Regions from separate parts of the Mus musculus genome. Here all the other regions are linked to region 5. The links are chromatin loops, found by intact Hi-C in ENCODE. Cell type or tissue: heart. All regions are shown on one strand. Region 1 has its middle 38 kb from the start of Tril. Region 2 overlaps Cpvl (carboxypeptidase, vitellogenic-like). Region 3 overlaps Chn2 (chimerin 2). Region 4 overlaps Chn2 (chimerin 2). Region 5 has its middle 4.7 kb from the start of Chn2. Region 6 overlaps Chn2 (chimerin 2).

Region 1 (5,000 bases), 250 kb before region 5:
GATGGGCACATGTTTGTCTTCCTTTTGCATTTTTATTTTGCTTAACTACAAAGGAAAAGCAAATTTATGCTGGAAAATGAATGGATGATAAATTCAAAAGAAAAGGTGTCAGTTCTCCTGACATCTTCATCTCGGTGATATTACCGGTTTGGCATCTAGTCTTCTGGAACTTCCTACGTGCATGCAAACACGAACAGCTGTGTGCACAAGAGTCTACTAAGCACACCACAAAGCGGGGCTTTCTGTTTTAAATGAACCATATGAGTATGCCCCAGTTATTTGCCCCATTACCCATCCAGCCCACATTTTCCATGTTTGTTCCCATCGTCATAAGAGCAGAGAGCAGCCTGGGGCTTTGGGCTCCCGGCTCAGTACAGTACTGCCAATTTGGTGTGCCTGAGTCCCACAGTCCAAAGTGACTCCTGATATACCAGGTGAGTGAATAAGAATTCACTCACACCTTCATGGACAGCGGTGGACTAATGAAGGCAAGAATGATTTAACTTTACTGGTAGCTTCGGGTCTCAACAAGGCTATTATGTGCACTTGACAACTCTCAGAGACCCAGAAAGGGCTTGTATTTTTTTTTTCCTTACCACATTAAATTTGGGTTAAATATGTAAATACACACAATGGCCACCAGAGGGCGACAACCTCTCAGCATGATTGAGTAGAAGTCCTCTAGCCCTGTTGACAACGGCTTGATTCCTGCCTTGAATGTGTGCATTGACTGGTATTTTAAATAAGTAAATAAATCCAACATAAATGTCAAAAGAGACATGAAGGTAAATGCCTTAAATGGTTTTCTAAACAAAGAGTTGTAGAAACCACAGTATAGTCAGATGACAGATAAGAGATAGGTAGGCAGATTTATCAATTGACTGACTCAGGGTCAGGGCCTTGCATGTAGCCCAGAATGGCCTTCAATTCACAATGTCTCTACTCCCTCAAGCACGAACCAAGATTACAGGCTTGTACCACCATGACTTGTTGTTAGTTTTGTGGTTATTCACAGCCCATTTCTTTCTAAAATATAAATTAAAAGACAGAGCCCCACTCTTTGCTGGGATGGTCTCCCAGGCCTTGCTCTGAAAGCCCATTCCACCACAGTGCCTCTGCTCAGAATTGCTTTCTTGCTTCCAGCATAGGCAGACAACCTAAGTCTAGCTTTTAATTTTATCTCTTATTTTTTGAGAATTTCAAGTGTATGATGCAGCAGATGACGTCACCACACACTTTGGCTATAAGGACATAGAGAAATCAATCTCACACTAACTGGAGAACTTCCTCCTTGCTGGCTCGTTTTCACAAGTGCCTGTGGTCTGTGCAGGCTCCTGGTGGGAAAAAATAAAGATCTTCTCAGCGCTAGACCTCGCATCCTTCCATGCTGAGCTGCCAGGCAATATCTGCCCACTTCTGCCATAGTGGCATGGCTGTTTTCGGGTAATAAGCCACTTTGATGAGTTTTGAACTCTGTTCTGTTGGAGGAAATGTCATGCCAGGTACTAGAACCTGGTCAAAAGCCCCTGGCCTGGGAGAGCATATGCTATTTTTACTAAATGATTATGCTGTTAAATTGTATAATTCTGAATATTTCTTTACATCTATAGACCAGGACTTCTCTCAAGCTTGCTTAATGAAGCTTCCCTTGGCCGTGGGCAACAGTCAGTGGCGTGATGCGGAACTTGACAAAGTGACTGACTGCTGGGCCCTAAACAGGACATCTCTATTAACCACACCAACTGCACCAATTGCACTGGGAAGGCTCCGGGCAACACTGTGGGAAGGGAGACAAGGAGAACAGAAGAGCCAGAAGCTCTGGAGAGGACAGGTTTCAAAGAATTAGGTCTTCTTATCTATTGCCAACAGTGAGGCAGACTATCAGTGTTTAAGTTTTTGGCCACTCACAGAAGTTCTAGCTTGCGCATGTCAGGTATGAATGGGTACTTCCAAAGGTGCCCTTAAACCCAGTGGGGGGAGTCCATTGCATTTCATTCAACTAGGATCATCTCCACATATTTTGTAGATGAATATATTTAAAAAACACTTTTTATCTAAGCATAGAGTAGACTTTCTGATGATTATTTGTGAATCCTGCACCATTAAAAATTCAAAGAAAAAGGGAGGCAGGCGTGGTAGTAAAAAGATCTCTAAAATCCTAGCATTCGAAAGGCTGCGGCAAGACAATTTTGAGTCCAAGGAAACATAGTGAGACTCTATATGAAAAAACAAAGGGCTAAGATACCATTCAGAGGTGGTGTGTTCCCTGGCTTCCCTGGGGCCTGATTCTGACCACTGATAGGCAAATTGATAATCCAAAGGCCAGAGAACAGTGACGCGCAATATGCCGTAAATCCACAAGGTGGCGATATTTTATCGCACTTAGAGAAACGCTTCCCTTTGGCTTCCTTTGCCTTTAAATGTATGAGGGCCCCCAAACCTGTGGTTTTCCCAGTATTAACCTAGTTTGAATGTAATAAGCCAAAAGAGTTGAATATTTAGGATTAGTGTCTATACCTGGCAACGCCAAAGTGCAAGCCTATAGAGTAGGAAGGAGCTACTGCCAAGAGGCGGGCTTTTGAGACGCCACACTTAAAGTATCCCTAACATTGAGACTCTTGAAGCCTTTCTCGGCAATGTTAGGCACCCTTGGACGTACAGTGTCTCTACCTCTGTTAGTATATCTACCCAGGACCCAGTGAAGCAGGTGAGGACGGGTTTCCTTAGCATTCCGATGCACGGAGCCATGTGTGTCCACCCACACCTCACCAAGGCTTGTGAGAAAGTCTCACGACTGTTTGTACCTTACCCAGCCATGCTGCAAGTCTGGCCTTTGAGCTCTCCCACACAGTAGAATGATAAGGTTTTCATTCATCCTCCAGTGACCAGAGCAGACAACGTCTAAGGGGAGGACCACAAGGAAGTCTGCTATCACCGTCACCACCATGCAATCCCTAAGGCACCCTACTTCCATCACAGGATAGTAAGGCAGTTTATTACTTGTGCCCTTCAGCCACAGAGCTGAAGTCTACAGCATAGTCTCCGACGATACAGAAACTGCAGAAAGCAAACTCCCATGCCCTCACTTGTTATTCCTAGGGAAGGCGATGGATAATATAATTACATTGTGATGGATTGAATCTGACAGACAGCAGAAAAGGCAAGCCAGAGAACATGAACTAGGGAATGGGTTTTTCAATGATATTCCATGTCTCTTACAGTCAGGGTTGGAAGGGGGTAGGGCAAGTGTGAAGACACACACAACTTGCATTACAAACTTTATCCGTTTCTCTTTGAGGCAAAGAAAGGTTCATTGTGTGCTGGCTTGGTGTGAGGCATCTCACCACCAGTTTTATTTTATACACCTGATCTCTTTTCATTACCCTTGCTGTTTGGATGAAAACATTGAATACAGTGTTCCAGAGATGAAGTACTTCAGGTTCATACAACTGTCCATCCTGAGCTTCAAGTTCATACTCAGCAGTTGTATGGCCCTGGTTAAAACCAGATCTAGCCAAGGCCACACACGCTGCTGTGCTCACCCTCTAGGGTGTGTTCTGTGATGATGGTCAGTCCCCGGCTGGCGGTACCCTGAGTAGGTACCGCCTGAGACAAGAAGCAGAATCCCAAGCAGCAAGTGAAGCTATAACTTCTAGACTCTCCCTCAGCACAAGCCTGTGGGTTGGAGAAAGGACCATGGACTCCTGGCCAGGAAAGGAAGCCAGAGTTCCATCGGAAAGGATTCCCGGGGCTAGAGAGACAGGTTCCATGGTTAAGATCGTCGGCTGCTCTTGCAGAGAACCTGGGTTCAATGCCAACACCCACATAATGGCTCGCCACCATCTGTAACTTCAGATCCAGGGGAATCTGGCCTGCAGGGCCCCCACATGCTTGTGGTATATAAACACACATCCAGGCAAAACACTCAGACACATGAAATATATTTTTTAAGGCAAGGAATTCTAATTAGATAGTTTTGGTAAAAACCCTAAAGAGATCTTCAGGAGAGACAAGATCCAAACCTCCAAGGGCCCAGGAGCTTTTTGGGGTCTACTTTTTTTTTCTTTTTCTTTTTTTGATTTTTGTTTTTTGAGACAGGGTTTCTCTGTGTAGCCCTGGCTGTCCTGGAACTCACTTTGTAGACCAGGCTGGCCTCGAACTCAGAAATCCACCTGCCTCTGCCTCCCAAGTGCTGGGATTAAAGGCCTGTGCCACCATATCCAGCTTTGGGGTCCACTTTTCATTTTAAATTAATATTCATATATTGATGATGTAATGAATGAATAATACATGTGCATTTGTAAGTGAGCTCTTTAAGTCATTTGAGCTTCGGACTTCTCAGACTGAGTCTGTCTCACCAGTGTCTTTACCTCCTGTTTAATATTTTGCCCTCGGTGTTGAGAAGGCTGTAAAAGATCCCTCATCAATCTTGAAGCTGCCACGTTAGGCACCTGGTACCCGCCTGAAGCATCGTGTTCCTGCGAGAGGAGTGGGAGCAAAGGAAGCAAGGGGGGGGGGGGGAGAGGCAGGAGAACATGGTTACACGGAGGCTTGGCAACTGGTCCACTCTGCGAAGGGAGACAGGGGACTCACATGAGGCCCTCTTAGGAGGGCAAATTGTGAGCTGGGGCACATAGCTCAGCAGTTCTGGGTTTGATCTAGAATGTGTGTGTGTGTGTGTGTGTGTGTGTGTGTGTGTCTGTGTGTGTGTGTGCATGTGTGCGCGCATGTGTGTGTGTGTATCTGTGTATATGTATGTGTGTCTGTGTATGTGTCTGTGCCTGTGTGTGTGTCTGTGTGTGTGTCTGTGTCTGTGTGTGTGTGTGTACGTATGTGTCTGTGTGTGTGTGCATGTGTGTTTATCTGTGTATGTATGTGTGTGTCTGTATGAGTGTGTCTGTGTATCTGTGTGTGTGTGTGTGTGTGTGTGTGTGGTGTGTGGGGGTGATGTGTGTGGTGTGTGTGTGTAGCCAGGACACCTTCTACTCTTCTAATGGTTC
Region 2 (5,000 bases), 73 kb before region 5:
AAATCACTAATCAAGAAAATACTCCACAGTCCAATCTGATAGATGTAACTCTCCAATTGACATTCCCTCTTCCCAGGTGTTTGTGTCAAGCCAACAAAAATCTGACCAGTGATTAAGGGCCCTGAAGAGGATAGGAGCTCCACAGGACAACCAACAGAGTCAACTAACCTGGACCCTTGGGAGCTCTCAGAGACTGAACCACCAACCAAAGAACATGCACGGGCTGGACCCAGGCCCCTTGCATATATGTAGCAGACGTGCAGGTCGGTCTTCATGAGGGTCCTGAACAACTGGAGCAGGGACGATAACAAAAGCTATTGCCTCTATGTGGAATATGTTCTTCTAGCTGGGCTACCTTGTCTGACTTTAATGGGAGAGGATTCACCCTGAAGAAACTTGATGCGCCAGGATGGGGGGGATCCCCAGGGGGAGGGGCCTCCACTCTCTCAGAGGAGAAGAGGAGGGGAGATGGGGGAGGGGATATATGGGGAGGGGGGACCAGGAGGGAGGGCAGTGATCAGGATGTAAAGTGAATGAATGAATGAATGAATTAATTAATTAATTAATTAATTGAGAAAAAGAATACAGTAAAACAAAACAAAACAATCTAACTAGTGGTTGTATTTTACATAGACAATTCCATTGATGTGGCTCTAGGGAATTAAACAGCTTACCACGTGTGGGGGCAGTATTTTGGCCAGAACCCAATCTGCATACATTTTTCTAGCCAACCCTTTCTTCCCTTCCACTAAGAAACACCATTCTAGAAAAGAGGATGCAACAGCCCACCACTGCCAGACTTCAAGGCAGGCTTAAAGTGGCAAGTGTGCTGTGGTAACTCAGTGACACCCTCTCTGTAGTTCTAAATGCAACGACTGGAGGCTTGCTTGCTTTACGTAACATGTTCTCTCTTAAGTGAAGCCATTAGTACCCAAGGTAAAGTCTTAACACCCCCCCCCCCGGTGCATCTGAGTGGACCCCCACCCTGCCGCACAGATCTCTCTGCCTACGATGCTTCAGCTGCCACGCCATGTTGATCAAGGAAAAGGATTTTTATTTAAAGCAATTAGTTTTGTAACCAGAATCATTGAGTAGCTTGGCAGAACCATTTTAATTCTACACACATAGTCCCAACACATGTGAACAGCTTGCTTACGACAGCCATGTGTTCCCAGGGAAGGTTGTTCACAGTGCTTCCTGTTGACAACATTAAACTGTCTTTAAACTGTGATCATTCATAGGGAAAATTAACTTTTTCAGTTGTCTCCCCCTGTCTTCTTAGATCATCCCCAACCTCCTCTGAGCTCTTATCAAGCGTTGACTTATCTCCTCATCAAGAGGCAGCCTCAAGCCCGTAGACTCCTCACCAGGCTCTTCCCTAAACATCCCAGGAGATAACAAGCCCCAGGCAAGAAAGCTATAGCTTAGAAGGAATGTGAGAGGCAGTGTGAATGAGGGAGTCTGGTCTCATTTCTGAGTCTAGCTAAGATGAAAGATGACTGGAAAAGTTAATAACCTCAGTCTTTGTGTAGAATTTTAATTTCCCCAATGGACAATTGGGCACACAAAGTTTTCTGCAGAGTCCTAATATACATATTAATAGAGTGGTCTATAACTTACAATTTATGGCCACTTTGTTTTGTTTCATATGGTTTTGCTATTTCAGATCCTTGGTGCCTCAAGAACATCAATGAAGATGCTGACCCAGTAGCTCTGTAGCCACTTGCAATAAATATAGTTTGAGAAATCCTTTGACCCACATGCCTTTCACAGAACTGGTCCCTACATTCAGCATAGCAAAGGCCCATTGGCCATATTATATCACATGATCCTTGGCTGATTGGATCAAGGAAGATCACCTGATAGGAACTTGGCCAATCACACTAGACCTTTAGGCACACACTAGTGAATCCTTGTTGGTTCTATAACTAAGGCCATGGAAGCTTGGAAACTATGGTTTGACCAAGTTGGCCAAGTGCCTGAGGAAGGAAAGCATACTGACATGTCAAGAATGAGAGTCAGTGGCACACTGGCTGCTCCAGTTCCTGAGATCTTTCTAGAACATTCTCGGTTCCTTGCGGCAGACTGTTCCTGAGAGAAAGAATGGGTGGTGATGTCACTCAGGACCCAAGATAAGACAGGAGCCACAGAGTCATTTTCCTGTGTGATTAACCAGCCACTTTGTTAAGCCAGAAACACTGGTGTGTACGCCTGCTCCAAGACACACGTCTACTATAGCCATAGGGGACTCAGTCAGCATCGAGGAGAACTGGACAGAAGGCCAGCAAGCTGACCCGAGATCAACATGCCCGTAAGCTTCCTGTGTCTTCCAGGGAGCAGGGAACACTGTACAAAAAGCACACACAAGCCGGGTGTGGTGCCGCACGCCTTTAATCCCAGCACTCGGGAGGCAGAGGCAGGCGGATTTCTGAGTTCGAGGCCAGCCTGGTCTACAAAGTGAGTTTCAGGACAGCCAGGGCTATACAGAGAAACCCTGTCTTGAAAAACAAAACAAAACAAAACAAAACAAAACAAAACAAAAAACAACAACAACAACAACAAAGACAAAAGCAAACAAACAAAAAAGCACACACAATGGAGATTTCTCCATAGGTGTGTAAAGAGGACACTGGTCTAGAGTGTCCTATATTGAGGGCAGAGTGCCTATACTGAGAGTCAGTCCCATAAGGAGGAGTGTGGACTCCCTAAGGTGTGCTCCAGACCTCCTTGAAGAAGGCCTGGGATCAAACCTTTGGTGACTAAGTTCCCTGGGTTTCCTGGCTGTAAGCTGGCTGCAGCTGGATGGTCACCTAGGCAGAGGGTCTTGGTGGTCTGAGTGAACAAATAAGGCAGAGTGTCCCTGAACTGAGCAGCAAAACACAGAACAAGGAACAGAAAAAGGCAGCTTTGGGCCCTGGTGTCCCTCCAGCGTCCTCTACTGACATAGCCACCCAATAGCAAAAATGTTTAAAGCTGTTATTGTGGGTCATGGTAAATTAGACCAGAGATGCCAAACAAGCAAGGATGCACACTTGTGCCCAACTCATGCAGCAATCACCACTGCCTAGATCTCCATCCCATGATTTAGTAAGTAGATGCCAACTGTCACAAAATACCATAGCTCACCCCAAGGGAACAAGGCCTTCACCACCCAAACGTTACTGCTTTGTTGTTGTTGTTGTTGTTGTTGTTATTTTTTTTTAAGATAACATAGCATCTCTTGTGCTGTCTGTGGGTCAGAGACAGCGTGATGTCTGGCAGGATAGCTCTAGTTGAAAGTCTCTTATAGAACTAAGATACAGACATAGACATCAACTAGGTTGACAGTCCCTACTTTAATGAAACCCCAAACCCCAGGGAGAATAAATGCCCGACTCCAAGTTAAACAACTAAGAATTGCAGACCTGGAACAGTCCCTGTAGCTTGACCTCCAGGGTTTTTTTTTCCCCCTAAGTTCAAGACCTCTGACAAGCTGTACCAGGATAGATATGGAGCGCATTAGAAATGCTGCTTTGATCTCTGGAACCTGGATGAGTGGGGGCCGGAGAGGAAGCAGCAGTCGCTCTTCTGAAGCTCCCAGCTGATTCTAATGAGCAACAAAGTCTGGATCCTCTCTTCTCTTCCACACATACTCTGCTACTGAGGAAGTTCGCATCCTCTGAGGAGGGAGTATACCTGGCTACAGGCCACAGATCGGGGGCCTCTGATTCCACCTCTACTCCCAAGACAAGCTGCCCAGTGGATTCTCAGGACGATTTAAAACATCTGTCTCCACTACCAGAAAACACCAATCTAGACCAAGGGTATCAGGGCCAACCTTTGGTATTCTCTGATAGCTAGCTCCGAGTTCTTGGTAGCCTAACCCTCTGTCACCTTCATTTTCCTGCTATCTGACTTTGGAAGGTCCAACCTGCAGGTTCCTGAGTGAGCATCTCTTCATAGGCTGGTCCCAGACTAACCTCACAGATGTCACAGTCTCCAGCTCCTTTATAAGCACTTGCCCCACCCCCAGCAAAACAAACAAACAAACAAACAAACAAGCACACACACCAGGAGTCATGCCTTGTCTCTGCCAGAAGAACATGGGATGGACCTCAGGAAAGGGGCTGGACTAACTCTGAACACCTCAAATTACTGGTGTTCCTACAAGATAAGGTCAAAACCTGGCTATCTCTTGCCAATGAAGGCAACCTCAGACGCCTCTTTATCTTCTGAAGCGAGACAAATCCCAATTTCACTTAGTAATTTCCTTATCCAGTAGCAATTAATCCACATTCTTGCCTGATGACTGGGGCCTTCTGATTTGCAATTTCCCTCTATTTTCTTTAAAGCCCACAAACCATAATTCATTTGGGTCAGTATCGGTGGCAACTGGTGTCACCAAAGAGATAATGGCAATAATAGTCACAAGGACATAACAATAAAGGCGGTGTTTATTGTGAGTCAGGATTCCTCTAATCAGCAGGCTCCATAGCCTCTTTCGTCTTGAGACCCAGGTCAGGCAGTCTCACTGTGAACTGAGACGGCAGATATTTGATGCTGTTAGGAAATGTGGGTAAGTGATGGCTGCCCCATCATATGCATACAAGCTCGGCTAATTCAAGAGGCCCCACTTCCAACCTCTACACCCCAGGACCTTCTAAGATTACTTTTCTAGGGATGTGACACACAGTGGTCAAAAGCAAAGATGTCCAGCCCAAAAATTAAGCCTTAAATTCTGGTTCAGGCAAAGGATCAAGGGGCTTTGGCACACAGCTCCTAGCAGCCGCCACCAGAGGTGTGTGCTTCTGTTGAGTACAGTGTGCTGCCCAGCCCCCAGCCCAGGCACAGAGCATGCTGCTTCCCCTACAGTATTTCCACTGCACACTGATTTTTGACTTCTGGAATTCATTATGCACTGATTTGTAGACAATAACAGGGGAATCTCGCAGAAATAACAGGAAAACGAAACTAATTTGAGAAACAGCATACAGAAAATGACTCAGAGGATGCTCTGAGTG
Region 3 (5,000 bases), 130 kb after region 5:
TAACAAAGTGGAGGCTGGCTGTCTCTGAAGAAGTCGTAGGAAAAGAAGCACGGAATGGCAGAGAGGGAAATCGCCTACCAGGAATGTAGCTGCACAGGGCTGGGAAAAGTCTACACTCTGTAGGAACAGAGCCACTAGGTGGGAAGAGGCCCCTAAGGGCTGTGGTTTGGCAAAGGTACTGAGGGTGGCAACCGAGTTGATGTTCCTGGACCTCAAACCGTCGCCCCCTTTGTTGTCATGGTTTGTCTCTGTGTCTGCCACTGCTCCCACTCATGTGTTCTGTTTTTTCCATTTCCCCTTCATCTCACCACACTGTGGCTTCCACCTACCCCACGATCATCAGCCCTCACCCCTCCCACACCCTCTTGCTGCAGCAGGCCTGCCTCCTGCCCGGCCTGTCTCCCCAGAGTGGCCTCTGCCCCTCTCGCCACTTCCCCTTCTGAGTGGCTTTGCCTTGCCCTTTCTTCTCTCCCCTCTGGTTGCCGTCTGCTCATTTCCTTCTCACGCCCTCCAAGGTTGTGTTCTTTCTTGCCAGGCTCTTCGGAGGCCTGTTGTGCACTGAGCATTGACCCTCTGTCATCCCCGTGCTTCATTGTCTGCAGCCACCATTTGCTTGTGGCCTTCCCTTCATAGACACCCAGGGCCAGGCTCTTGTCTGTCCTGCAAGCCTCTCAAATGTGTTCACTTGGCTGTCCCATCGCTGCTTCTTTCTGACATTGGAAAGTGAGGGCTGCCATCTGCCATGCCTGTTTCTTCCACGATTTTCCCAACTGTAGGAAAGAAGTCACCCTCCTTCCCACTGCCAAGGCCATAGACCAGTCTTCCTCTGCCAGGCCAGTACCATGTCCATTTTCGCTGCCTAGAGAAAAGTTTATCACAGGCTCTACTCATTTGCTGTCTCAACATCTATCAAATACATTTCCTCCATTTCCACTGATACAACTGTAGCTCAGATTGTTCACATAATTGATTGGTTGGTTGGTTGGTTGGTTGGTTGGTTGGTTGGTTGGTTGGTTGGTTGATCTCACTGCCACTCACCTTCCCTCATTCCCCTCCTCTCACTCTCTAATCCAGCTTCACACCAACACTGCAATAATCTTTGTGGCTCACACACTGGGTCCTGCATCTTCCCTGTTTACTTCTTCCCTCCTTTCAGTGCAAAGAGTACTTAGCTCCTTCTTCTAACTCTTGGTTTTCTGAGTCCTCTTTACTTCTCTAAGTTTATCTCTAGCCACACTGGGGCCCCAATTTCCATATCAGCATCTGCCTTAGCTAGCAGGCTAGGCCACTTTGTCTCTTGTGTCTTGTCTGTCTTAGGCCATACCTTGGACTGTGTGTCATACCCCAGCAGCCTGTTTGTCCAGAAGGCAGTCCTTGTTGCTGTTGTGTTCTGTATGTAAGTGGCTGAGTGACCCTTCAAGCAGGTGCAGTGTGCTATGGTACCAGAAGCTAGCTGCCTTTTCTCATCCTTCTCTCTAGGACCTTCATCCTTGTGTTTAAATAATACTTGTCTGTGACTGTTATTGCAGGGCCCTGGACAGGGCTACTCAAGGTCAGAGGTGACTGGCCCAAGCAACCTCTGACAGAATGACCCAGTCTAGACCCACTCTCCAAAGTCTGGAAAATAGCACTCTAGCTGTCCTTCTCACACGAAATGTGCACTATGAGTTTGACTTTCATTAGTCAGGGCTTGACTTAATAACGGATGTATCCTAGCATATAGTAATCAGAAAATTTCAAATTCTACCATTTGTACCCAAGTCAGTGTGGGGCCTCCTAGCCTGGCTACAAAGCTATAGCTGAGATCCATGTCCCCTAGGAGAGGCATCTTCTCATTGTCCAACTGTAGGCTCTGTTCAATTACCGGGCCACCTACCTGAGTAAGACATCTTTGTCTAAGCTCATGAAAGAGACCCCGTAGGCTGAAAGTGACATAGACAGCAGAGAACAAGACCCTTGCTTTCACTGTGGTAGTCACTACTATACGGAGATAACTAAACAAAGACATATACATGTACACGGTCAAACATCCTCAAGAGAGCAAAGGCGCTGGGAAGAATGAGAGTGCATGATCTGGGAAGAGTGTCTAGAGGACTCCAGAAAGCTGGTCATGTGGCAGACACCATATGCATTAACTTGACGCATCCAAGGACCAAGAGAAAAGCCAATGTGACTGAGCTATAAGAGAAAAGAAGAGATGAGATGAGAAGGAAGCACCACAAGCAGTTCCCATAGAGCTTCCTACCCGTCTCTCCTGAGCGCTGGTGCAACCAAACCCCCTGGTAGTCATCAGTAAGCCCTTGCTGAATGGAAGGCTCTCAGTACAGCTCAGTGCAGCATCAGTGGCCCAAGCCAGAAGCTCCGTGTGGCCCCAGTGCCCTCTAGTGACCACAAACTCCAGCTCAGGGCTCTTGGTGACCTCTTCATCTCTGCATAGTTCATCTTCTGGCCCAGCCTAAAGATCTAGAAAATTCTGGTAACTTGCAGGGATTTGTCCTCACGAACTCTTCCCTGTAAGTAAAGCTCATTCCAGTAAACCCATGGAGGCAGACAGAGATCATTATAGAAAACTAGAAGCAGTCAAACTTCAGAGTTCTAGAGCTTCATCCCTACTGATACAGCTACAGAATAACCCCCAAACCTAAGGCTCGGGGACCATTGTGAGAGAGGAGGTGCAAAGATGACAAGAGCCAGAGGATCAGGGAATTTGCTGTGGGATTGGGTTTTCTAGGAATGACCAAAGCTAAACCCATAAAGCCTTACCAACAGGACGGTTTAAAACCCGATCAGAACAAGGACAACAACAATAGTCATGCTAAAGTGGATGATGGGACAAGCCCACGCGGCCTTCCGCCCACACAAAGAACTGTAGGCAACTGAGGAATGCTGGGAGCAGTAGTCTTCCCCGGGAAGCACATGGTCAGCCAGAAAACATACATCAAAGTAACATCACACACAGACTGAGCAGGCTATAGTTAGGAATATGTATTTATGTACACATATACATTTATATTTACATTTACATATGCATATACATAACAGCAATTAATAGAAGAGGCCATGAATTTGAAAGAGAGCAAGGAGTGCATGGGAGGATTTGGAGGGAGGAAGGAGAAAGGAAAAATAATGCAATTGTTTTATAATCTCAAAACGAGTTAAAAACAAACAAACAAAAAACACCTGTTGTGCTCCACAGATGATGCACACCAAAACCTTCATTTCCTACTCTAATTTTGTTTTCCAACCCATTTTCAAAGAGAAAGTGCAGAAGGCCCCATTTCTCAGGACAGTGCAGAGAACCTGTGCAGGTGAGAGGCATTCACAAGAAATCTCTGGAAGGTTTCTCATCTAACAGTTTGCAGCGGTTTATTGGGCCTGGCACCATTTAGCCGCTGTGGTCTGCTCAGCTTCACAGTGGCCTAACATGCATCTCAGACCTTCCGAAGCAGGGAGGCAGTCACACAGAAGCAGCACCCTACCCCTGTCACACACGCTGCAGTCACACAGAAGCAGCACCCTACCCCTGTCACACACACTGCAGTCACACAGAGGCAGCACCCCACTCCTGTCACACACACTGCAGTTACACAGAGGCAGCACCCTACCCCTGTCACACACACTGCAGTCACACAGAGGCAGCACCCCACTCCTGTCACAGACACACTGCAGTCACACAGAAGCAGCACCCCACTCTGTCACACACACTGCAGTCACACAGAGGCAGCACCCCACTCCTGTCACAGACACACTGCAGTCACACAGAGGCAGCACCCCACTCCTGTCACAGACACACTGCAGTCACACAGAGGCAGCACCCCACTCCTGTCACACACACTGCAATCACACAGAGGAGCTCCCCACTCCTGTCACACACATTGCAGTACACACAGAAGCAGCACCCCACTCCTGCCACAGACACTGCAGTCACACAGAAGCAACACCCCACTCCTGTCACACACACTGCAGTCACACAGAGGCAGCACCCCACTCCTGTCACACACACTGCAGTCACACAGAGGCAGCACCCCACTCCTGTCACACACACTGCAGTCACACAGAGGCAGCACCCTACCCCTGTCACACACACTGCAGTCACACAGAGGCAGCACCCCACTCCTGTCACAGACACACTGCAGCACAAACAGAGGCAGCACCCCACCCCTGTCACAGACACTGCAGTGCACACGGAAGCAGCACCCCACTCCTGTCACACACACTGCAGTAACACAGAGGCAGCACCCCACTCCTGTCACAGACACTGTAGTCACACAGAGGCAGCACCCCACTCCTGTTACTGTCTTTTGCTCTCAATCGGTCCCAACTCATTCTGGACCCATTAAGCTAATCACACTATAAACCCTGAAGTGCCTTCTCATTGTGTGGCTGCCCTGGAACTGACTGAGAAACCTGTTTTCACGCAATTTCTCTGGAAGAAGTCCCCTGCAGCCCATTTGCAAATGTGTGCATCGATAAATCAAAAGTGGCAGTGGAGGGCTGGCATTTGTGAGAAGGAGAATGGGGAGGTGGGAACCACACAACCCTCCTATTTCTGAGACAATCCCCTGATGCAATCACATAGCTTTATCTGAAACAGTCTCTGAGTAGGAAGGTCTCCTCCAGCTGCCTTATTAGGTCTTTCTCTGGACCAATGCTTCCAGGGCTCCTCATTTCCCAAGCCTGGCAGGAATGTTTCCTCCTCTCCTGTCACTCTCCACTGAGCCAAGGGATGGAAACCGGCTCTCCTGGATGTTTACAGGGTTCCTCTTCGGTTGTCACTTACCCAGGTAGAACACATGCCATCTTTCATTTGTCTTCATTAGCCAGTCCCCAAATTCCTTTCCACTTGCTCCTCTGTGCTTCCACCGTGATGGCTTATCCTGGAGCTGAAAGTCTTGGGATGCGCAGCGTTCCAGCTGCAGCTGACAGAACACCTGGATTTTCCCATCAGGTCACAGCCATGTTTTCAATAGAGCTTCCTGTGTCTCCATCTGGTGCTCTGC
Region 4 (5,000 bases), 190 kb after region 5:
AGACATGCAGTGGTCAGAGCCACTGGATCAGGTCTTCCGGGGGCTCTGGTCGATCTTTGCTGGGCTCCAGATGGATCCACACAGGCAGTGCTGGGGAACTTGTGATCTGGTGCTTTTACGCATCCAGGTGAAAGCCTTTTTTTTTTTTGGTGACTCCTGGTTCCGAATCCCCGCACATCCCTAAGTGCTTACCTGCAAACACTTGTTGAATGAAGCAGGAGCAGATAATGCAATGTCACAAACGGAGCCAAATTCACAATGAAGATCAGTGTATCTCAGATGCACCCAGAGCCAGGTCAAGGCTCTTCTCTGGACAAGCTCTTTGATCCAGGGGCTGTGAGCCTCCTGCTGCATGAGGAGAAGCCAGGGCCCAGAGGAGAGGGGATCCAGAGACCGTCTGAGCAGATGCTTTGCTGTACATGACAGGAGACTGAAACATGAAACACAGGGTGTTTCTGAAACCTCTCAAAGGCTCAGAAAATGCTGCCTTAATCTTCACTCCATGTAGACTACTTATAATTAAGATCTCTGAGGTGTGTCCATTACAGCACTAGGTGCCTGCCTGAATCAGCCGGATCTGAAGTGAAGTCATATCACACTTAGTGGCCCCAGCAGGACCCCTGCAGGAAGCAGAAGGCTGGAAGTCTCAAGAGAATTGGTTGAACTGGAAAACTTTCCCTTGGATTATCCAGAGCGGGCCACCACCACTTACTCAAGGGTCCAGGGGTAGCAGGAAGATTCTGGAAGGTTCATGAGAACTGGAGTGGGAACTGATACCCCACATCACTGTCCCTCTCCCAGCCCCCAATTTCTCTCCTTCTACCTTCTGCCTGCACTTCCCATTGGGCAAACCCAGCCAAAGTCCAGGGGCACAGTGCAGGGAGCAGGGTGCAGCCTCCAGGGTCCAGTCTACTGATAGGGGCCAGGCAAGAGAGACAGGAATCAGAGAGAGTGTGGTAGTGAAAAGCGTGGGAGAAGCCAGCCCAAGCACACAGCAGTCCTTATGCCCTTAGTCAGCATGGTTCTCATAGCATCCTGTACAAAGCTAACTGGCTTCCGAAGCCCAGCATGCCTTACATGTGACGATGCTACAGTCCCTTTCTCAGATGGGCTCACGACTGTGTGCTGTGCTTGGGAGCTTGGTTTTGGGATGTTGAGTTTCTCTGTGTCCATTAGATTTAAGTAGAACATTGACCAGTGCCTTTAGCCAAGCTGAAGAGCTGCATTCAATTACACACCCCCTCATACCTACACATCCATGCATATGCACACACAAGCACACACACACTTACAGATATGCACATGAACACATACACACTCACACATGTACACATGCACCCCACACACAGGCATGCACACGCAGCACACAGGCACACACACACACACACACACACACACACACACACACACGCAGCACACACACACACGTAGATGAACACACATGCATGCGGAGCACAGACACACAGAGGGGCGTTGGTGGGGACTGGACCATTGATATAAAGGAGGTGGGACTAGAGCTGCTTGGATTACAGGGTCCAGAAAAACTGCCAATTCTCTCCTCAGGAGGTTCTTTGGAAATAACTGACATAACCAGGTTCCTCTCAGGAGTCAAGGGTAAATGAAGATGAGCGGAGCCTGGCTAGTGAAAATGACAGGTACAGTAATGACTGTGGTCATCCATCTTCCTGCCACGCACACACGGCCATAAAAACGGAACGGAGAATCGCTGCGTGAATGGATTTGAACTAGCTTGATGCTCTCAGGAAGCCAGGATTTACTGGCTATTGTTTTGAAGTCAGAATCTAACCACACGGATTTATCAGGGGTCTGAGCAACAGCTGACCTGGTTGTGGGGTGGGGCAGTGAAGGTGAGGGGAGCTCTCCCTTTATGTAGATGAGAGTTTTGGAAGGAAAACCAACCAAACAACAGACAACGCGTTCAGTCCTCTTGACCTGTGGAGTCAGAGGCTGCTGAGGTTCCCCTATCTAGTGCTACCCGGGCTGAGACCCTGGGCCATGAGCCGGGAGGTAGATCCAGGCAGAGAAGATGGACATTCTACCTCAGCTCGCTGCTTTTCTGTTTCAGAGACTCTTGTTTCCTAGCTTAGACTCTGGCCGTCCTTCCCAGCCCTTCACAGGTGTGCACTGGCTCACATGGAGGCACATTTGATAGAGGCCCCAGGGTGTGCGGGAATTGCCGCAGTTAACTCTGCATGCCCCAAGTAGACGTAACTGGTGGTGACAAAGTGTATGATGCGTTGGTCCTCACCCTTGGCTGCACACTGGAATTTACTGAGGAATTTCAAAAACAACCAGAAGCCATGCTTGACCTTTGTAAAGAGACGGGCGAGCATGTGCAAGGTCCCGGCTTTGGTTTTCAGCACCAGCTGAAATAAAAGAAAGAAGGAACAGAGGCACCAGACATTTATATTTAACTCTTGGTATAAGTCCCAGGCCTGCAATTTTAGAAGTTCCTATTGGTACTAATGTGTAGCAGGAGCTAGGAGCCCCTGCTGTAGAGGAATAACTGACTTTGAGTTAGGTCATCTGTGACCTGGATTGACTTCCAAAAGCCTCAGTTCCCCCCACCCCCTCTCTGTTCTTAGGCTTAGAGCTCTGCAGGAGATACAGGTGTGTGTGTGTGTGTGTGTCAGCCCCTTTACAAACCCTCCTTTATATCCTGTTTTAAAAACAAAACAAACAAAAAACCTCACTTGGCCCAAACATTGGCTATTTTCTGTGCAACACTGCCATCTTGTGGTAGACAGGAGGAGTGTGCTATACTTTGGACAACCTCAAAGATCAAACTTGGCAGATGTGGGAGTAATGAGCATGAACAACTTTTCAGCAGTGAACTCGCTGAAGCATCCTCACTTCTTTGGGGTTTATAGCGCATACTTGGCTGTCAGGTTGCTGGGGGTGTTTTTCAATGTGTGCTCGCTTGCTGCAAAAGCTGCTCTGCTAGCCTGGGCTGCCCCAGGGATCCGACTGGCTGATTTGGGAGCCAGAAGTGTACAAACTTCTTGGCACCAGAACTTTCTTGGACTGTTTAAACTTACAGAACATCCCAAAGAGTACTTGACTATATCTTATTGCTATTTGCTATATTAGATATTAAATTTCAAATGCTTAAATACTCATTTATTTAGATATAGTACCAGTAGGAACATCTGGTCATCAAGTATACATGGTGCATTTTATGAAGCATAGCCCTGCTTTCAAAAATAAGGAAAATGTTTGCATTTCGGCATTGCTTTGGCGTATATGTAACTCTCAGCATCTGCTTTAGTGGGAGGCTGCCGGAGTCACACGTCTGATCCTGCACTTCACCTGTGATGGTAAACTGTTTAAGTATGGAAGGAAGCCCTGGGCTCAGATATTTGTTGCAAAGAGAAGGGGTGTTTATATAGACGTTTACAGGCAAATCTTTATGCAAAATGAGCAATGTTTAACAAAGGGCAATTTCTTAAGGATTAGTTACAGTAGCAACCACTTAGAAGAACGTTGGTTTAGCATCATGGACTGACCTTCAGGTGCTCCCAACATTGATGGGCCCACCAAAACCTGCTGCTCATAACAGACACCAATGAACCAAGAACCTGATTTCAGGAAGATATGCACGTGCAGGTCTCCAGGGTGGTTTCAGGGGTCACCGCACCACAGCCATCACCTTTGACTGAGGAGGTAAATGATGCTTTACCTGGGCTGCTACCTAACCCAAGCCATACAGTGAGGAGGAATAATGTCCCACAGGACTCTCAAAGGCGTTGCCCTCTGTGAGTGCAGACCCACTTCCAGTGGGTCTGAAGAGGAATCGGCCACATAGAATGGAGCCCTGGTAATTCTGCCATATGCAGATGGCCTTCCTATCTACCTGAAATTGGCTCCAGGAGATGCTCATGTCCCTGGTGCTGTGGGTAGTGTTTGCATGAACCACACACCTCTTCCCAAGTGTTGTGAAGTATCTCTCTGTTACGTATGACGGTGAATACATGTAGATCTATGCAGCTCACAGTGATAATGCATCCCTTAGGAAACTATAACAAGAAGAAGTTAATATATGTTCAAATACATGTTACCCAAGTATTTCCGGTCCTTGGTTGGTTGACTTCATGGATGGAGAAACTGTGAATGGAGATGTGATTGCATAGCCAATAAAGATCCACCAACCTGACCTTTCCCTCCTCCCTACACAGATGAGAAACTGAGGCTCAGAGCTTAAGATGGGGGTGGTGTCTTGTGTCTCTGGCCCAGCACAGGTGTGGCCTTCTGTTCTTGTGTGGTGTCTGTCTGCACACCTGGTCTTCCACCGGTCTCCCACAATGAATAGCTGTCATTTTGCTACTCAGAATCTACTCAACACCTCCTGGAAATGGTACCCTGATGCTCATCCCACACATTCTCAGTTTATAGATGTCATCTTGGAAGAGGATTATAGCTCAAGGCTGATGGGAGAATCACATTGCCCTGGCCACTGATTGGTTCAAGAGTGGGCATTTTATGTGGTTCGGTCACTGCCAGTAGAACACCATAATTTCAGGAAGACTTTTCATCCCTCCCTCTGCCTCGCTGGACTAGGCAAGAAACAGGTTTCCTGTAAGCCCTGAATGGAACTTGCAGAGAAAGAAGTTGAGTCCTAAGGAGAGTTCTGAGCCTCTGGCAGATTTGTTATGCAGCTGGCTGCATTCTCCAGGGTGTAATTTGTTAGTTAATTCTTGGTTCAGCCTTTGGGCAGAGTCTTGGATGTTGGTATTGAAACTAAGTTGCTCCTGTTTTCAAAACTGGAGCTGTGATTCCAGCACCTGCCAGCTGCTCCTTCTGTCCCAGAATCCCTGGCTTGCTTTGCTGTGGACTTTCAGAAGAGAGAAAGCTAAGGTACTGAGATTCGGGTTCATTGTTATTTTGATCAGCTAGTCCAGGCTGTCCTCATAATGGTGAGTTTGGTGAGAACTGAGGACCAAAAAAGTCTAGCGTTCACTGCAGTGAGTAGGAATACAGTA
Region 5 (5,000 bases):
TCCTTGTCCAAGGTTATCAGAGGGGATATAGCTCAATTAGGATCTGAACTCGGATTTATCTCCAAATCCCAGGCCTGGATTACAGGTTTTACTACCCCCACTACATGGGCGACATAGTTGAAATGGATGAAAATTACTTTTGCCACAAACCACAATCCTTCCACACTCTTCTGAGAGAGTAAGTGAAGGCCCAGCACACTTGCCTTAAGGCACAAACAAGGCCAGAGCTCCCCAGCAGGCTTCTGTGTATCAGAGAGAGCTCTTGTTTCCTTCAGTCACCACATACTCTGTAATCTAGGATTCAGAACCAAACCCATTTCAAAGACCAAGAAACTGAGCCTAAGGAACTTGCTCAAATGACAAACTAACACAGGTCTGTCAGGCTGCCAGGATACAGAGTCAACCTCTCTAGAATCACTTGCTTAGGCTTTGTTTTCAAATGGTCCGCGACTTGTAGAGAAGACTGAGATGGGCTCAGGTCTTGGATGCTGGCTCTCCTCCAGTGTGGATTCACTTCCTTAGAAAAATGATTGTTCCTCTGTTGAATCTATTGCTATCATGGGAAAAGAAGTGAAAATATTGATTCTGGTTTTCTGTGGGTGAGGGCCAAGAACGCTTGTAGGACAGTCATCACTTATTGATGAGATGCGTTCTTAGAACTGCGCCACTGTTGCTGAGGGAATGTCTCGGTGTGCTCCTGTGCTTGCTCCATCCAGGTGGGGAGGTCAGTCCCTACCAGTGTCTCTTCATTACATCAAGAGACCCAGTGATCCCAAGGCTGCTGGCTCAATACCAGAGCACACCATTTAACATGAAGCTTTGTGTTTTAATGGGAGAATACTCCTCGAAACCATGTTAAAATTTATAATACAGCAAATCCAGAAAGCAGTAACATGTTCACTCTGGTCAATATCAGGAGTACTCCACATAGCTGCAGGAATTGTATTTCTGTCTCACTGGTGGAATTTTTCCCAGTAACATGATTAGGAAAGGTAGCTGGTTGTGTCACTCTCTTATGACAGTTACAATGGCCATCATGATGGTATGTGGGCTGGTCCCATTATAGTCCCTATGAGATCTCTACATGTATGTAGCCTGTTACCAATAGAAATATCAATGTGTGGCGCATGTCTGTATTGGCATACTATTTATTTACTTGATCCCCTAGGCTGATAAGCCCAAACTGTGGCTGAGAAAATGTCCATTATCTAGAAAATAGCTTTTGACACTTGATTTTAGAGGTTGTGTCAAACAATCAAAAAAGCCAACTTTCCACCTGAAAAGGCATTTGTCACTGACATGGATAACACCTGTGATTTCTAACAGAGGATTTCACTCTGCAGTTTAAACAGGTCCCAGTTGATGTATGAGGGTTCCAGAGGGTACTGTGGGGTCCCAAGGCAAGGATATGGTTTTCCTTATATCTTTATTCCATGGGTCTGGTATACACTGCTGCACACAGTGACTGCTTGGTAAACTTTTCTGAATGGATTGCATAATGCATGAATAGATTAGCAGTTAGCAGAGAAGAGATGCCATCCTAAGACACAAAAACCAAACTCAGTCTGTCTGCATTCGCAGCCTTGGAGCTTTCTTTATTTACCTTTACCTCATATTTTTCTGAGGACAATGAGGGCAGAAAGAGTTTAATAATCTTAAATGCTAGGAAACAAAGCTGCAATGTGCCATGTGCCAATGAAGTCTGTCCCTCGTTTGAGTGTAGCTAATGAATGCATGTGTGTCCTCGTGTGCATGCGTGTGTGTGTGTGTGTGTGTGTGTGTGTGTGTGTGTGTGTGTGTGTGTGCTGGAGGCATTGCCTCCATGGCTCAGCACTACGTTCCAGGGAACATCTGTGCCTGCAGTGTTGGGATCTCCACTAGGGGTCTCCAGCAGCTGGCGATTTGCAGTGGCAATCGGGTTTGCAGCCGGCCTCTCTTTGTCTGCACCCCAGGTGTGGACTCCCCTTTGTTTCCTGGTTGGGCAGCTACCTTGCCTGGAAGCCAGCTGGGTTCTCACTGTGCCTTCTAAGGCCACCGCAGGCTATCAGCATCTGCCTCTAGTTTATCTCGTGTTCTCGGAGATGAGCCAGTGCTTTCTAGCAGGGTTAGGCATCTTGTATAGGAAACAGGGCTTGAACTACAAAGAGAACCAGTTCTCCCAGCAATGATTTTGATGAGGAAAAATCGACAGCAAAGGGGCCACTTTTCAGGCCAGAGTAATTTGCCATAAAATATTTAAAGCTGCTTGACAAACAGCCCCACAATTCTCCCATGGATGCAGACCACTGGATTAATCTTGCAAGTAAGGAATATTTCATTCTGTGTTTAGCACAAGGAAAGGAAATGACCTTCTCGGAGAAACACAAGAAAGGAATGCTGAGGGCAGTCCTGCATGCCCAATACATTCACTCTGTGGCGTGTTCTGCCTGCCTTCAAGCTTCAAAGGAACGCTAAAATAAAATAACAGATTATAGTAATGTAAGAATATCCTGAAAGCAATAAATGACAGGAGTTACAACAGTCCCGGTTGATGGAGAGACAGGGCCCAGGCTGTAAACATGTGACTCTTTTGCTTTTGCCATTTCAGCTGGTCTTCTTCAAAGCCAGATCGTTCTCACAAACCTGTCCACTGCCCTTTGTGCCCCAGAGGTGTTGTTCATCAATCGTGATCATAGCCCCCCGGAGGAAAACCATTCAATTCTTTGCTCATGTATTCAGAAGATATCTCTTGATGGCCTACTGTGTGCATGACATGGTAAATTACACAAAGGCTTGACAAGTAACCTGTTCCCCACCCCCTCTGAGAAACTTTTAATGATGTGGGAGAGAAAAATGTCATCACACCCAGCCATACCGTTAAGACACCACAGAACTGAAATCTGTTGGTAGGGAGTACAGCCGTGTGGGAGGATTCCATGGAAGAGCTGGCTGGGAAAGGAGAAGGTTCTCTGGGCAAAGTGCCTTCTGGTGAACTTTGACCACAGTTCCACTGGCCAACAGGAAGGACCTGGACAGAGACTACTGTTGATGGCTCCTAGGTACACAGGACACAAAGAGAAAAGGTCACAGCTGAGAAGGAGACAGCAGGAAGCACAGTTAGAAAGGGGAAGCAGGTTTGGAAGGTAGGGCCCGATCAGCTGCCTGGGTTTGACATCCCCAGTTACCTAGGCTGCAGGGCAGCTTGCTTCATGAATTTCTGATTTGGTGATGAAATCGATGCTAAAATTATAGTTAGGGGCTGGCAAGATGGCTTAGTAAGTTAGGACATTTGCCCTCAAGCCTGAGGACTTGGGTCTGAGTTCAATTCCTGGAGTCACATAATAGATGGATGAAATCTGACTCCTGTAAGTTGTCCTCATGTGGATACACACACACACACACACACATCTATATATACATATAAACACATGTGTACACATATAAACACATGTGTGTACATATGAACTTACATATAAACATATAAACACATATGCATGCAAACACATGTAAACATGTGCATATACAAATACACACGCAAATACACATCAAATAAATATAAAAATACAAAAAGAAAGTAGGCGAATGCTAAGTCAAAGCAAAATGGCAATTTTAAATTCTATGTCAGAGCCCATTATTGACAAACTCTCCTTTTTCCAAAGATCCTTTATCATTTGGAGGCAGGTGGATGGAATATTTAAGAAAACTGTACCAGATTACCTTAGATTTTAACAAATCTCACATGATACAGACTTGTGTAATGCCATTCAGAGTGAATTGAATACACAACGGAGGTTTTATCATTTCACTTGGGGAGCTATATGAGAAGTCCCACCACCAGTGGTTCCTGGACCTACTGACACATTGTGCCAGGTCCTGCTTGTTACTTTAGGTCTGGAACATCTGGTAGGGAGACTCAAGGCCCTTGGCCTTTGAATTGGAGAAAGGGTTTCTTGGCCCCGAGCAGCTATATCTTCCCTGCTGATGAACTGTCAGCAGTCCCGGTGAGCCATCACCTTTCAGTTGTCAGTCCAGAGACTGGTGCTTCATGTTTGCCCTTCCAAGCAGCTTACCAGCGATCTCCATCACAAGCTGGGCCTCACGGAAGCGCTCTCCTCTACTTTTGTATTGCACTGATTTTACCTGGTGGTGGTGGTGCCTTCCCAGTGAGAAGCCGTCCATCCCTTCAACAATTTGGAGTAATGAAGACAGTCATTGGGCCATACTTTGCTTTTAAACATATTTAATTTATTATTTTACCTATATGTTTTGCCTTTTTGTTTGTCTTAGTTAGGGTTTCATCGCTGTAAAGACACCATGACCAAGACAACTCTTATAAAGGAAAACATTTAGTTGGGGCTGGCTTACAGTTTCAGAGGTTTAATCCATTATTGTCATGGCAGGGAACATGGTGGCATGCAGGCAGACAAAAGTGCTGGAGTAGCTGAGAGTTCTGCATCTTGATCTGCAGGCAGCAAGGAGGGGACTGGATTCTACACTCGATGGAGTTTGAGCATAGGACACCTTAAAGCCCACCTCCACAGTGGCACACTTCCTCTAACAAGGCCACATCTCCAATAAGACCACACCTCCTAATAGTGCTACTCCCTATGGCCAAGCATCCAAGCACATGAGTCTATATGGGTCATTCCTATTCTAACCTCCACATATGCGTGCCACCTGGGTTCCTGGTACCCACAGAGTTCAGAAGAGGGTGTTGGATCACCTGGAACTGGAGTTAATGATGGTTGTAAGCCACCATGTGGGTGCTGGCACCTCAACCCAGGTCCTCTTCAAGAACAACAGATGTTCTTAATGGCGACCCACCTCTCCAGCCCACACACTTTTGCTTTTGTTACTAAAGTTCTGTGAAGGCAAATATAATCTGCACAAATAGAACCAGACATTCTGTGCAATTTACCATAAATAATGAAGCCCATCACTTACTGCTCAATTTGGGACCTTACATAAAAAAGAAAAGATAGAAAGTTTGGGCCACAAATGAAACATTTTCCCAGTAAATA
Region 6 (5,000 bases), 50 kb after region 5:
CCCACAGTCTGTTCCCCGCCTTCTTCGTAAGTGATGTGTTTACTTATTTATGCTCCACCACCCACTCTCACTTCCCAGTGTGGGACTTCCTCTTCTCCTTTCTCTTGTAATTTCCACAGAGCAGAAAGTGCTGGGAGGAGAAGCTGGCAGAGAAAGCCAAGGTGTTGTGGTCAACCACCCTTGCTCTCTGGGGACTGAAGCCAGGACATCATGAAGGACACAGCTTGTCTCTCACACAGAGCCATGGAGTGATGCTCCAACAAGTTATTATTCTTGGAGTGGACTGATCTCCCTTTGCTCTGCTGTGAGAATTTCTAGGAAGCTTTTCTGTATGAAGACTCCAGGGTGAAGGTGCTACTGCGTCTGACCTCCCGGAGCAGAGACCCCTGTTAGCAGGGACTGTTGGGGCTGCTAAGGCTGGCTCTGAGCTGGCTGAGAAAGAGTCCTGCCAGGGTCCCTAGCGATGCCACCTGTGTGCCCACTGTTCCTGAGAACTGAATCTTTTGTCTAGACCTCTAAGTCTCTCTCAGTCTGAGTCTACACTGCTCTACGGGCCAGATTGCTATACACTGGCCAGGGCAGGTTACCCACAGGTTCTAGAACCTTTCCCCAGTGTTCCACCTTCAGCTAAATACTCTGTGCGTGCAGTGACTTCTGCCTTCTTCTCTTCTGTTGCTTATTAATAACCTTCATTCTTTTAGATAGAAAGCACCATAGAACTTCTTTTATGGGGCCTTGATGACTTTAGACTTACCACCTTTGGTATATGGTCCCAAGTTAGTTTGTAAATTCATGGTGGTAGGACTCATGTTTCATGCCCCCACTGTGCTTTTCAATGTATAATCAAAGTAACAAAAAGGCACAAACAATTTCTTTAAAGAAAAACAAAACAAAACAAAACAAAACAAAAAAAACCCACCAGAACAGTGAGAGAAATGTAGTGGCAAGGAGACTTATTTAGCTAAGTACTTACTTGGCACCCATCAAATTTGGGCAAAATACACTGTTGGATGCTTAGTGGGGGATTAGCAAATGGGAAAATACCTTCAAGGAGAGTATGGCATGTCAGTAATAACAACAATTGCTAAAAAGTTGCATTTATTTCATGTACATCCTTTATCATATTTTTCCATCTCCAATTCATCCTTAGAACAGTTCTTCAAGGAATTATCTCTGTTTATTGATGATAAAGCTTAGCGCTGGGAGTTGAAGGAACTTGCCTACGGCCACACAGGTGGTCTGGTGATTCTGAGGGACACCTAGGAGTGGCAGTCCCTCTCTGGTAGAACACAAGCAAGGACGGACAGCTCATCGAGCTTCCTTCTGCTCTCTCGTTTCCACGCATTTGCTCCCTCCTCAGGCTGCGTGGAGTGTTCTCCCTACCTCTGTCTCTCAGCTTCTGGAAAAGCTTCCCACACTTCAGGCATGCAGGGTCTCTCTGAAGGCCTGCCTCCTTCAAAGTTCAGAGTTGTTGCTTCCAACTGGGAACCTGATAGTGTGGGCCCCCCGTGCACAGACGAAACATGAGCATTTGAATGCCAAGGTCAATTCATCCTTTGGGGTGCTTCTAGGGAGAGGTAAAAAACACACAATAGAAGTGACCAGAGAATTCTGTTCCATTCCACAGGTGTTCATGGAGTGCTCGGCAGGAGCCTGGTAACAGCCCAGTGTAGGATAACTTCTCCCTGTTTTACAGGAGGGCTGTGGTGATGCCCAAGATGAGGCCATTGTCTGGGTTTATGTTGTAGAGAATGGCTTCTTGCCTAAAGCAAGAGATTTCTAGAGTGTTTGGCTTTCTTCCCTTTTGCCCTGTAACTGGTCCTAGTTTGCACAGCTTTGGGGGAGAGGGACAGGCAATCGTATTGAGTGGACAATTCCCAGAGAAAGCCTACTTGCTAGAGGAGCCAAAATGGGCCTCTGGAGGGGTGTTCCAACTTTGTGCCTCCCCCCACCCCACCCCTAGTGTTTCTAGAGTGGAGAATCAAGGTCAGGCTCTGACCGGTATGGTATAGCTTTGACTCAGTGCTTGATTAGTAGGTTGGTGACTTTGTTATTTGCCAGTGGCCCTGGGCAGCTGCTTACAACTGCTGCAGATTCAATGATAAGTAAGGCCAAGATGAGAATGAGTAGTGACCCCAATGACCTAAGGACATAATGATCCATTCCAGCTTCTGAACACCAGACATTAGGTCAAGGCCCTGGCAGATTTGGTGTCTGATGATGGCTTGCCTTTTCACTCTAACCCCATATGGTAAATAAAAGGGACAAAGGATTTCTCTGTGGTCCTTTAATAGAGGCGTTCATTTCACTCTTGAGGGCTCCACCCTGTGACCTAATCATTTCCTGGTACTGTCACTCCTGGGGGCAACAACATAGGACTTTAGCAGGGACACAAGTGCTCAGTGTACAACAGTAAAGTGCCACGTGTCACGTGTGGGTCGTGATGAAGTCAAGTGTCAAATGTTAGAGACTAGAGGAAGATAAACTCTGGCACGTAGGGAGTGGCCCAGAACATTCCATGGAAGTGGTGACGTGCTGGCTGAACATGGCAGATGAATGGTTTTGGCAAGCTGAGGGAGAAATGGGTACTCTCGGGGAGAGGTCAGTAGGCTCAGAGGCCTGAGTAGACAGTGACGTCACCACTGGTATAACCAGAGTGAGGTGAGTGCGGGCCAATGGGTCTGCTAGTACCATATACGTCAGGCTTTCCTTTTTAAATAACGCTGATACTACTCAGTACTACAACCAGCAGAAGACAGAACAGGCCTTTCCTGTCTTCTGTACTGCAGAGGATGCCCCTTCCTGCTTCCCAACCTCCCCCACCAAATCAGGGACCACATGCTTCGGCAGCTTTCTACCTAAATCAGATTCCAGAATATTCAAGACTGCTGTGACCCAAAGCTGCAGAGCCACCCTGCTCACAGAGCACCCTGTCACCTTAGCATTATCCAGGTCTGTGCCTGGGCACAGAAGAACAGGGACCTGTTCGTGCTTCCTCCCTACAAGATTACCAGCCCCTGGGTTATGGAAAAGAAGAGAAAACAGATGAAAACGCTTAGCATGACCCAGGATGCTTCAAAAGTCCCTGCTTTCTCTTCTCTGGCTTTGACCTCCACGCTATCACAGTCTGACCCATGGGGACAGGAACATGGACACGCTTCTATTGTTACCTGGCCAGCCTTCCCTCCCCATGGCTTTGCTTTTCCAACTAAAAACAAAGCAAAACAAAACAAAAATCAAACAAGCCAAACATCCTCTACGTTCCTCAGCCTCAGCTGGTCAAGGGTTAGAGCTCTCTGTTTTGTGGAGAGACTTTGTTTTCATAGCCAAGGCATTGTTACATGGGAGCCCTGTGCTCACTGCCTTGGTTAGGTACAGATTGGAGAGCAGATATAGAGACTGGCAGCTGACGGTGAGGTGAACTGGTGGCCGGGGTGGGGGTGGAGTGGGCATTCGCAGGCTGGAGAGAGAGCCTGTCCAAAGCATTGAAAAGCTGTCTTCCATCCGTCTCTGCTGGAGGTGATGGTGGAAGTCTGTGGGGGGACATGATGATTGGTTACCAGACCATAGAGCTGAGCCCTAATCTGGCTGTCTGGAACTCTGGACCTCACAGTCAGACCTGCATTCATCCTGCTTCCCTACCGATCCAGCCCTTTACATCTGCCGTAGTTCACCAGCCAGGTCTCTACCAGTGTTAGTGGCCTTTATTTCTTCTGATGCTGGAACCTTGGTGTAGGCCCTGCATCTCTCGCTGACTGCCTTCACAGGCAAGGGATGACTGTCCTGTCTGGAGTCTTCTCCCGTTAGGCTTGCCTTTGGACCACTATCAGATAGCCTTCCCTAAAAGATGGTTTCTCTACCACAGATCTTCCCTGGTTCTCACATTCTGAACTCTGGTCTTTTAAGTCTCCAACCTAGACTCTCCTGTGTTCTGCATCCTTCCTGTGGATTCCCTCCATCAGTAGGCTCCCACAGAATCAGTAGATTCCCTCAGAAGAATATACTGGGGAACTTGTTAAACAAGCAACTCTCAGTTCCCCTGTGGGTGGGGGCACTATAGTAAGTTGGGAGCCAGACCTTGAATATATTGAGTTTTAAACTCATATGATAACATAGTAGAACATAAGACAGGACCAGAAACCAGGGCCTTTGCCATGCTATTTCAGGTTCTGTTAGATCTTCTCTCATTAATTCTTTCTTCTGTCCAGATCAGTTGTGGTTACCTCCTTGAGGGAAGATAGGATGCCAATGGGTGTTGGTATAGCTCTGTGCTAGAGCAGCTGCCTAGCATGCTGATGCCCTGAGTTCAAGATCTAGTACTGAAAAAAAAAATTTCTTCTTCTTCTGCCCCCAGGATACAGTGGGATACAGACAGTTGGTGCTACTCTGTCTCTGACTCCCCTGCTTCCTATAAGTTCCTCGAATGTAGACAGTCGTTCTACTCATCTGTTTCTATACGGAAGCTCCCGGGAAATCAATGATGTTAACAGCCACTTCAGTGTGGATGATACTCTTCAGACAGCACAATAGAAATATTCTGATGTAACATTTACTTTTGTTATGTTTTAAAGCTATGAAGAACAAAATCAAGAACAAGTTATGAATATAAATTCCAACTTTAAAAAATATAGAAATGCAAAGTCAAGCAAGCATCATTTTTAGCTATAAAATAATTTCTCACAATGATCTTTATAGTCTTGCCCATAAAGAAAGTATATGGCTTGTAAATACATCTGTAGTCCCAGTAGCTTCCTGATTGAAGTTCAATTCAAGTTAGGGTCAGGGTTTTATTATCCGTTTGTCTCCTGTAGCTATTTTCTTCAGCACCAGAGGTCCAGCTGGCTCAACCTGCTGTCAACAGTTCTAGTGCTCAGTCAGTCTCAGGGATGGCTCCATACCAGGAGTTAGCCATTTAAAACACCTTTGCTGATCCATTCTCATCTTAAATATCCTCTTATCTGCATTGCTAAAATGAAATTATATATCCATTACCAAAATGA

The links. Hi-C counts contacts between places; a loop is a spot of excess contacts. Peaks named below come from ENCODE experiments on the same cell type or tissue, not always from the same donor. Only the 100,000 strongest peaks of a DNase experiment are listed, where the experiment ranks them.
Region 1: a loop joins it to region 5, with 3.0 times the contacts of the local background. A loop is called at or near these places in 7 of 42 quality-filtered maps.
Region 2: a loop joins it to region 5, with 2.1 times the contacts of the local background. A loop is called at or near these places in 7 of 42 quality-filtered maps.
Region 3: a loop joins it to region 5, with 8 times the contacts of the local background. A loop is called at or near these places in 25 of 42 quality-filtered maps.
Region 4: a loop joins it to region 5, with 10 times the contacts of the local background. A loop is called at or near these places in 33 of 42 quality-filtered maps.
Region 6: a loop joins it to region 5, with 2.3 times the contacts of the local background. A loop is called at or near these places in 3 of 42 quality-filtered maps.

The regions. Positions count from the first base shown.
Region 1 is chr6:53,780,712-53,785,711 of GRCm38, forward strand. No RefSeq gene overlaps it. Among named protein-coding and RNA genes, the nearest start is that of Tril, 38 kb to the right of the region's middle. In heart, CTCF peaks have their summits at 641 (motif pointing right) and 2,354 (motif pointing right); no DNase peak of the experiment used is centred here; H3K27me3 peaks cover 538 bases.
Region 2 is chr6:53,959,271-53,964,270 of GRCm38, forward strand. The region is part of intron 3 of Cpvl (carboxypeptidase, vitellogenic-like); the gene reads right to left. Among named protein-coding and RNA genes, the nearest start is that of Cpvl, 17 kb to the right of the region's middle. In heart, a CTCF peak has its summit at 2,933; a DNase peak (open chromatin) is centred at 4,961.
Region 3 is chr6:54,162,616-54,167,615 of GRCm38, forward strand. The region is part of intron 1 of Chn2 (chimerin 2); the gene reads left to right. Among named protein-coding and RNA genes, the nearest start is that of 9530036M11Rik, 13 kb to the left of the region's middle. In heart, a CTCF peak has its summit at 2,392 (motif pointing left); a DNase peak (open chromatin) is centred at 396; H3K27ac peaks cover 292 bases; H3K27me3 peaks cover 342 bases.
Region 4 is chr6:54,226,356-54,231,355 of GRCm38, forward strand. All of the region lies in intron 6 of Chn2 (chimerin 2), which reads left to right. Among named protein-coding and RNA genes, the nearest start is that of Gm15527, 26 kb to the right of the region's middle. In heart, a CTCF peak has its summit at 2,774 (motif pointing left); no DNase peak of the experiment used is centred here; H3K27me3 peaks cover 242 bases.
Region 5 is chr6:54,032,747-54,037,746 of GRCm38, forward strand. No RefSeq gene overlaps it. Among named protein-coding and RNA genes, the nearest start is that of Chn2, 4.7 kb to the right of the region's middle. In heart, a CTCF peak has its summit at 1,892 (motif pointing right); a DNase peak (open chromatin) is centred at 1,905; H3K4me3 peaks cover 368 bases; H3K27ac peaks cover 576 bases.
Region 6 is chr6:54,082,717-54,087,716 of GRCm38, forward strand. All of the region lies in intron 1 of Chn2 (chimerin 2), which reads left to right. Among named protein-coding and RNA genes, the nearest start is that of Chn2, 45 kb to the left of the region's middle. In heart, no CTCF peak of the experiment used is centred here; DNase peaks (open chromatin) are centred at 95 and 2,665; H3K27ac peaks cover 455 bases.